Regions from separate parts of the Homo sapiens genome. Here region 1 is linked to region 2. The links are chromatin contacts, found by Hi-C or POLR2A ChIA-PET in ENCODE. All regions are on one chromosome and are shown on one strand. The core of a region is the stretch at or near the end of the contact, and the rest is flanking DNA. Distances in the headings are between cores, read along the strand shown. Region 1 holds the start of ERLN (endoregulin). Region 2 holds the start of MRPL58 (mitochondrial ribosomal protein L58).

Region 1 (3,744 bases), core at 941-3,440, 630 kb after region 2:
TGGGAGGCTGAGGCAGGCAGATCATTTGAAGTCAGGAGTTCAAGACCAGCCTGACCAACATGGTGAAACCTGTCTCTACTAAAAATACAAAAAAATTAGCCGGGTGTGGTGGCGCACGCCTGTAGTCCCAGCTACTCGGGAGGCTGAAGCAGGAGAATTGCTTGAACCCAGGAGGCAGAGGTTGCAGTGAGCTGAGATCACGCCACCGCACTCCAGCCTGAGCGACAGAGTGAGATTCCGTCTCAAGCAAACAAACAAAAAACAACAACAGACCAGCATAGTATATCACATGCATGTAATCCCAGCACTTTGGAAGGCCAAGGATCCTTGAGCTCGGGAGTTTGAGACCAGCCTGGGCAACATGGGGAGACCCTGTCCCTACAAATATAAAAAAAAATTAGCCAGGTGTGGTAGCATACACCTGTGGTCCCAGCTACTCCTGTGGAGGTTGAGGCAGGAGGACTGCCTGGGGCATGACAGTGGCACTGCACTCCAGCCTGAGTGACAGAGCAAGACCCTGTCTCAAAAAAAATAAAATAAAAATAAAAAATGACAATAAAGCCACGGATACAAGAATCTCATTAGAAAAACTTGGCAGAGAGTATATAAAAGTTTCCTCCCAACCGGGCATGGTGGCACACGCCTGTGATCCCAGCTACTCAGGAGGCTGAGGCAGGAGAATCGCCTGAACCCGGGAGACAGAGGTTGCAGTGAGCCAAGATCACACCACTGCACTCCAGCCTGGGCTACAGAGTGAGACTCTGCCTCAAAAAAAAAAAAAAAAATTATCCAATTGGGGCCGGCAGTTAATTGAAAGAGCTGGTCAAAGCAACTTTTGTTAAAGAACACCTAAGTTCTCTACACATCTATTACTTTTTTACATATCTCACATTAAATGGAAACATACACCTTTTCCTTGGCCGGCCTTCCTGGCCTTTTCTCTGAGTGTGGGCTTGCCAACCAGAGCTCCTGGATTGCTATCTTCTAGTTTTGGTTGAGTGTGGGCTTGCCAACCACAGCTCCTGGATTGTTATTTTCTAGTTTTGGTTTCTTTAAAGCAGAACAAAAACTTAAAGTCATTGGAACTTAAAGGCAAAGGAAGCTGGGTGTGAAAACCTTCTGGGTTTTTACAAAATGTCCCTGATGTTTAGTTATCATGTCTGCATCTTTTTCAACAGGAACATTATCTGAGTGATTCCAAAGTCATCCCAAAGTAGTCAATAGGTATTTCTAGAAAGAATTTCTTTCTCCACTCGCTCTGAGGTGCAGCACAGGTGCTTCAGCGCTCAGACTGTGTGCTGCTGGATTCAAACTCCAACTCAGTTACTTACTAGCTGATGACCTCGGCTAAGTTATTTAACCTCTCTGTGCCCGTTCCCCACATGTAAAATTGGGGTTTCAGCTATTATTGTTGCTTCATTGGTTCCCGGGATGTTAAATTCAATTATGTAATTACAAGTACAACTGCCATGAACAGGTTTGGGAACCAACACTTGACTCTTGATAAGCATCTGACTTAACTGACGGAGCTGCACGCAAAGGGTGAGCTAGAGACTGGCCCACTGCTGTGAGCGTTCAGCATGCCAAGGGCCTTAGTCAGTAAGTTTCACACAAGGAAACAGAAAACATCAGGTAACCCGGGTCAGTGACGCCCATGATAGTTAAGAACGACTGTTCTAAATCTGCCTCCATCTGTCATCCAACCCTGGCCACACCTGGGGAGAATCACCTGGGGATGTGTAAACAATACGACATCCTGGCAACCCCAGAGACTGATATAAGTGGTACCAGGTGGGGCCTGGGCATTTCTCAAAGCTCCTAGATCTTTACCAGCTGGGATAAGCACCCGAGGGCTAGAAGGGAAGCCCTTGGAGGGCAGGGCCCGCCTCTCTGATCTCACAACTGGACACACAGTGCCTGGCATGGTTCCTGGCCATAGCGGGCCCTCACATCCTAGCTTTTAAAGGAGTATATGGTGGCCACTAGGTTTCAAGCACCAGGGCACAGGCTTGATCCCCTCTTCCCAGCTTCCCTATTGTGCCAGTGGGCAGAAACCAACCACACAATGTTGCTGAGGCCGTGCCCAGGGAGCAGACAAAGGCACCAATGGGAAGCCTCAGGGGGGGAGCAACACTTCCCCCAGAAACAGTTCCAGGAGGCACCAGGCGCCAGCCAGGGCTGCAGTTAATCATTCACCCCACAACACAGGAAGTGAGCCCTACGCCAGTCCCAGCCCCAGGGCTTCCTGAGCTCGGGGCAGGTCCGCAGTCCACACGTCACCCAGACAGAGGACAGCCCAGCCCAGCCACAGGTGAGGCGGCCTGATGGCCTGGGGCAAAGGCCCTCGGTCCAGTCTCTTCCCCGTCCACCCCAAGTCTGACTTCTCTCAGGAGGGACTCATGAACACGTGCCCTGAGCACCCCCAAAATGACATCACACAAGGGCAGAAAGGAGCTGAAGGGGGAACGTGAAAGGCAGAAAGGGAGCCGTGGTTGCCAGGCAACCAGCCCTAGCCCACCTTTGTTTGTTTGGTGACAGCAACTAAGGTCTGGTCAGGGCCGCTTGGCCACGCTCATGCCTTTTCCTCTCAACAGTTGCTTCTTTGAGTCAGGGTGCAGCTCTGGTCACCTGGCGGCCTCTTCAGCTCAGCCCTCCACAAAGTGTGAGCCTGAAGGACCACCCTGAATTGCCCTTGTAGGACCCAGAACAGCTACCAGCAGAATCAGGTAATGGCTCCCTCCTTCTCCACCTGGGCTGCCCTCACCTGGCTATGGGCTTGCAGTCTGCGATAAGGAGCTCCGCTTCTAGAGGACTCCTAAGTTCTATTCTCAGCTGCTCCAAGGAGGCTACCGAGGCCTCAGCTGGAGTTGGCCCCTCCTCGGCTCCTATACGCTCTCTCAAATGCCTCCCAAATGTTTGGCAGTTGGGGCAGGAAAAACAGGGAGACTCTATCATGATGCTTTTTAGATTCTAGCCAAGTAGGTCTCAGGGATGAGAGAGAGTCCTTGCTCACACTTGCTACTCAGGAAAGAAGGACTGGAGAATCCAGGGGCATCCCCTAGGAAGAATCCAGGGCCCCACTTCTTGCGCCAGTCCTGGCTCCTGTATCTAGAGCGGGGGAAATGCCATTTGCTGCTGGCTGCAGGCATCCAGCACAAAGACTCTAGCCCTTTCATGTCCCCTGGCTGCCAGGCGGGCCGGCTGCTCACAGAGGCTGCTACAGAGGCTGGAGTCGGCGGGCAGAGCATAGCACCTGGGACAGGGCCTGGGAGGGCTGCCTGCACTCAGGTCCTCTGTCCCTCTTTTCCAGATTCTCATGGACCAACTGGTATTCAAAGAGACAATCTGGAATGATGCGTTCTGGCAGAACCCCTGGGACCAGGGGGGCCTGGCAGTGATTATCTTATTCATCACCGCTGTCCTGCTTCTCATCTTATTTGCCATCGTGTTTGGTTTACTCACTTCCACAGAAAACACTCAGTGTGAAGCGGGTGAAGAGGAGTGACCTGACTTGCTGGGGACTGAGATGGCAGCAGGGGAGGCGAGCTGACCTGCCCCCATTCCAGTGGTGGGCCCCTTCGCGGTTCCCTCTGGCTCAGGGGCCAAGCCCTGGTGTCTTCCTTTCCCATCAGGAAAAAGTCTAGTAAAATACTGTATCTGGCTTAGGGTTGGTCAGACTAGTAAGATGGGGAGGCTGGTCTGAGACCAATTCTGGCTCCTTGACCCTATTGTTTTTAGGGTTCC
Region 2 (3,609 bases), core at 843-3,342:
TCGGGAGGCTGAAGCAGGAGAATTACTTGAACCCAGGAGGCAGAGGTTGCAGTGAGCTGAAATCGTGCCATTGCACTCCAGCCTCGGCAACAGAGCGAGAGTCAATCTCAAAAAAAAAAAAAAAAAGGAGGTCTTCTGACCCAGGGCGGTACAGAGAAGAAGAAAGGGGTCCTATGTAGGTCCTATGTAGGACCCCCTACATAGGAATAGTACCCCAACTCATAGGCCCTATAGAAAGGCTTGTGTCTGCAAGCTCCTCAGCTGCCAGAAATGACCTCTTTCCTCTCTTCTCCCATGAATGTCCCCTCCCTGAAGCACCATCTCGGCCTATAGAAAACCAAGGAGGAGAAAGGGAAGACTGGCCTCAGCCTTTAGTGCCCATCTTTTTGGGAGAACAGGTGGCCCCTTTCTGGCCTTTCTCCCAGGGCCCCCATTCTGGATAGTTCACGGCAGCAGCAGGTAAGAGGAGCTTGCCAGCTGCTCCTCTCTCCACCCCAGGGCGGCTTGCCTCATTCTCTCCTCTACCCACCTCCTCTCCCAGAATCCAGGCCACCAGATGGCCCAAGCAGGCTGTGTTTATTTGGGGCCATGGAAACCTGCAGCTTCCTTTTCCTATTGCCTTGGGTCAGGTGCAGAGCTGGAGCCCAGCCTCAGAGCAATGATGTCATGGAAAGGTTCTGACTTTATTACTCATAACCCCTTAGCCCCCGACCTGAGTGAATGCCTGGTTTTGCTCCTCTGAGCAGCTTATTCCAGTTGCCATAGAGATGCGTCTATTCCCTTTGAGGTCTTGGGACTAAGTCAAACAGCGCGGGACCCAGGAGACTCTCCTCCCAACCCGAGATAGAGCCCGAGATATGTCAATTGTCACCCCTTTCTAGTCTGAGCTTATAAAGCCAGTGCTTAGAAAGTGGTTTATTCCTTCTTAAAGATTTGCTGTAGCCATAATGCGGAGATGGTAAAAGCTTGGTGTGATGACAATCTCCTGTTTCAATCAGCCAGCATCCCCGGGGGCACATTTTTCTAGATAATTATGCTTGTTCCTAAAAATAGAACTCTTCATTAAGAAACAATCGCTAGCATTACTAATAATTATGAACATTTATTTAGCTTTGTTTCCATTTACCACATAGCCTCTCAACACAGTAACTTAACTAAGGTTTAGCTGTTTTCAAACACTGCTTGCTCTACTGTGAACCTTTTTCAGAATTGGAACTTGTCTGTAGTTCATCCCTTACCAGCGCTATGAAAGGGTTCTAGTTAGCTGGCAGTTCTCTGAATTCTCTCCCTACCTCCCGAGGGACCCCCTCTCTCCTGGCTGGAAGAAAGCATCATCTTGCTCCATAAAGCTGAAGGGCGGGGGACGATGTTCCAGGTTTTGCAAACATTTCTTTCGGTGGCCTGCCTTCTCCTCCCATCTGGTATTTGTCCTGCAGAGCTGCTGGGTATAAGCCAGTACACACACGTGCTCAGCGGGGAATTTGCTCATAGGCTGCCTTGTAAAAAGAGCCTGGCGTTCCTAAAACTCAGCTCTACCAGAACCCAACTTTCAAAAGTACATTCCTACAGAATTCATTTTATCAGTACTCATGGGGTGCCCACGATGTGCCATGTTCTGGGTGCTGGGGATATACCAGTGAGCCGGTGCCCTCCTGGAGCTCACATTCCGGCTAGGAGACAGCAATTAGACAATTAGGACTGAGTGATTTTTGTAAAGGAAGAGAAAAAAGATAAATTAGAGCAGAGTAAAGGGGCTGGGAAGCGCGGGGCGGGAGATGCCCCAGGCTGGCCGGGCAGGCCTCGCTGCTGTTTGAATTGGGCAGTGGGCGGTCCAGGCGGAGGGCACGGACTCTGAAAGGAGAGAAGTGGTGTTTCTGGGGGCCACAAGATCGGGGCACTCTTCCGGTAGCAGCTCGCTCTCTGGCCACCGTCTTCCCCAGCCAACCAGGCCTCCCGGAGGCGGCCGGCCAGAAAGCATCGGCGGGACCCCAGTTTGCCGCCTCCCCTCGGCGGGACCTAGAAACTGCGCGGAACCAAAGCTCGAGGGCGGCTCGAGTTTGCGGACCGCGGGGAGGAAGCGCCCGCCGGAAGCAGTCGCAAGACCTGAGCATGGCGGCCACCAGGTGCCTGCGCTGGGGCCTGAGCCGAGCCGGAGTCTGGCTGCTCCCACCGCCCGCACGGTGCCCACGCCGGGCGCTGCACAAGCAGAAAGACGGCACTGAGTTCAAGAGCATCTACAGCCTGGACAAGCTCTACCCCGAATCTCAGGGCTCGGACACCGCCTGGAGGGTCCCGGTGAGCCGGGAAGGACTGGACGGAAGGGGCGTTTTGTCAGGCTGCTGGGTGACGTTAGGAACCCCAGGCCCATTGGCCGGATGTGGAGCTACGTCGGGGGGCTACGTGATGGTCGCCGCGGGAGGGGGCTGGCTGTCTGCGCTAACCTGGCCGGGAGTGGGGTGCTCGCTGTAGCGCGAGATGTGCAGGAGCCCGGAAGGCCGGCTGGGTATGCTTCTTTCAAGGCTGCCAGCTTTTCTACGTTCGTGTCCTTGGCCCTCAAGACCAAATTCCAGTCCCAAGGGGAAATACGGGCATTCTGGCCCTCCAAGGCGGACAATAAAGGCAAGAGGCTGCCAAGTTGTTTGCTACCCTTTGGGACGTTACAGTGTCCATTGTCTCTAGTAACCCCAGGACGCGCGAATAAAACAGCTTCTCTGTCGTTCCTTCAGGATGCATTTATTTAGCCAGCTGTGTGCAGGCATTGAATCAAGCCCCGGAGCAAGAGAGATAAGACCCACCCAAACCCATTGAGCTTCCACTTACAGGACTGGAAAAGAATATCCATTCATTTGTTCATTAATTCACTCACTCACTCAACAAAAGCTGTGCTAGGCTAGGGGATGGAGTAGCAAACAAAATTGAAATTCTAAAGCTTGTGGAGCTTATGTTCTAGTGGAGGGAGACAAGCAGTAAGTAAATGACTAATATAGAATGTGTGAGGTAGTACTTTGCAGAAAATAAAGCCAAGAAGGAAGAAGTAGTGCCAGAGGTAGGAAGTAGGGTTGCAATTTTAAGTAGGATTGTCTAGGAACGCTGTCAATGAGGTGGCATTTGAATAACGACCTGGAAGAAGCCAGACAGCAAGTCATGAGAATAGGGGGCGGATGAGCATCCTAGGCAGAGGGAAGAGAAAGTGCAATAACCTGAAGGCAGTAGCAATCCCCAGGTGTGGCTCAGCAGGGGTCAGGAGACAAAGCCAAAGAGAGGGATGGCTGGGGAAAGGCCTGTTACTAGGACTTAATGGCCTCCAGCCTTTCCTCTGAACGCAAGGGAGACCTATTGGAGAGCTTGAAGCAGAATGGAATTATCTTAGTTTTACAAGGATCACTCAGAGAGCCTTACAGAGAACAGATAGAGGATGCCAAGATCAGGGAGACAAGTAAGGAGATTGCAATGTAGGGCAAGAGATGATAAGCAGGGTGGAAGCAGTAGGAGTCATGAGAATTGGTCAGATCCTAGACGTATTTTGGAAAGAAAGCCTGCAAGATTTGCTAATTGATTGGATGTGAGAAGTGAGAATAAAAGAGGAATTGAAGTCTGGGGCCTTTTTTT

The links. Hi-C counts contacts between places; a loop is a spot of excess contacts on that map. ChIA-PET counts read pairs that join two places held with the same protein, here RNA polymerase II (POLR2A). Pooled maps may share reads with other maps.
Region 1: a pooled map shows a loop between it and region 2 (13-fold over the local background). The contact joins the promoter of ERLN here to the promoter of MRPL58 in region 2. A Hi-C loop is called at or near these places in 2 of 50 pooled maps. POLR2A ChIA-PET finds 5 or more read pairs at or near these places in 2 of 52 experiments (CD8-positive, alpha-beta memory T cell and OCI-LY7).

The regions. Positions count from the first base shown.
Region 1 is chr17:75,644,061-75,647,804 of GRCh38, forward strand. It overlaps ERLN (endoregulin), which reads left to right and starts at 2,191. Exons shown (of 2, transcript NM_001162997.2): 1 at 2,191-2,726; 2 at 3,311-3,744. The coding sequence starts at 3,317. The coding sequence ends at 3,505. All of the region lies in intron 8 of RECQL5 (RecQ like helicase 5), which reads right to left. RefSeq lists enhancers at 2,118-2,262, 2,430-2,509 and a cis regulatory region at 2,183-2,196.
Region 2 is chr17:75,010,578-75,014,186 of GRCh38, forward strand. It overlaps MRPL58 (mitochondrial ribosomal protein L58), which reads left to right and starts at 2,093. Exons shown (of 6, transcript NM_001545.3): 1 at 2,093-2,295. The coding sequence starts at 2,110. RefSeq lists enhancers at 1,721-1,870, 1,737-2,420, 1,961-2,270, 2,321-2,400, 2,421-3,103 and a silencer at 1,886-2,068.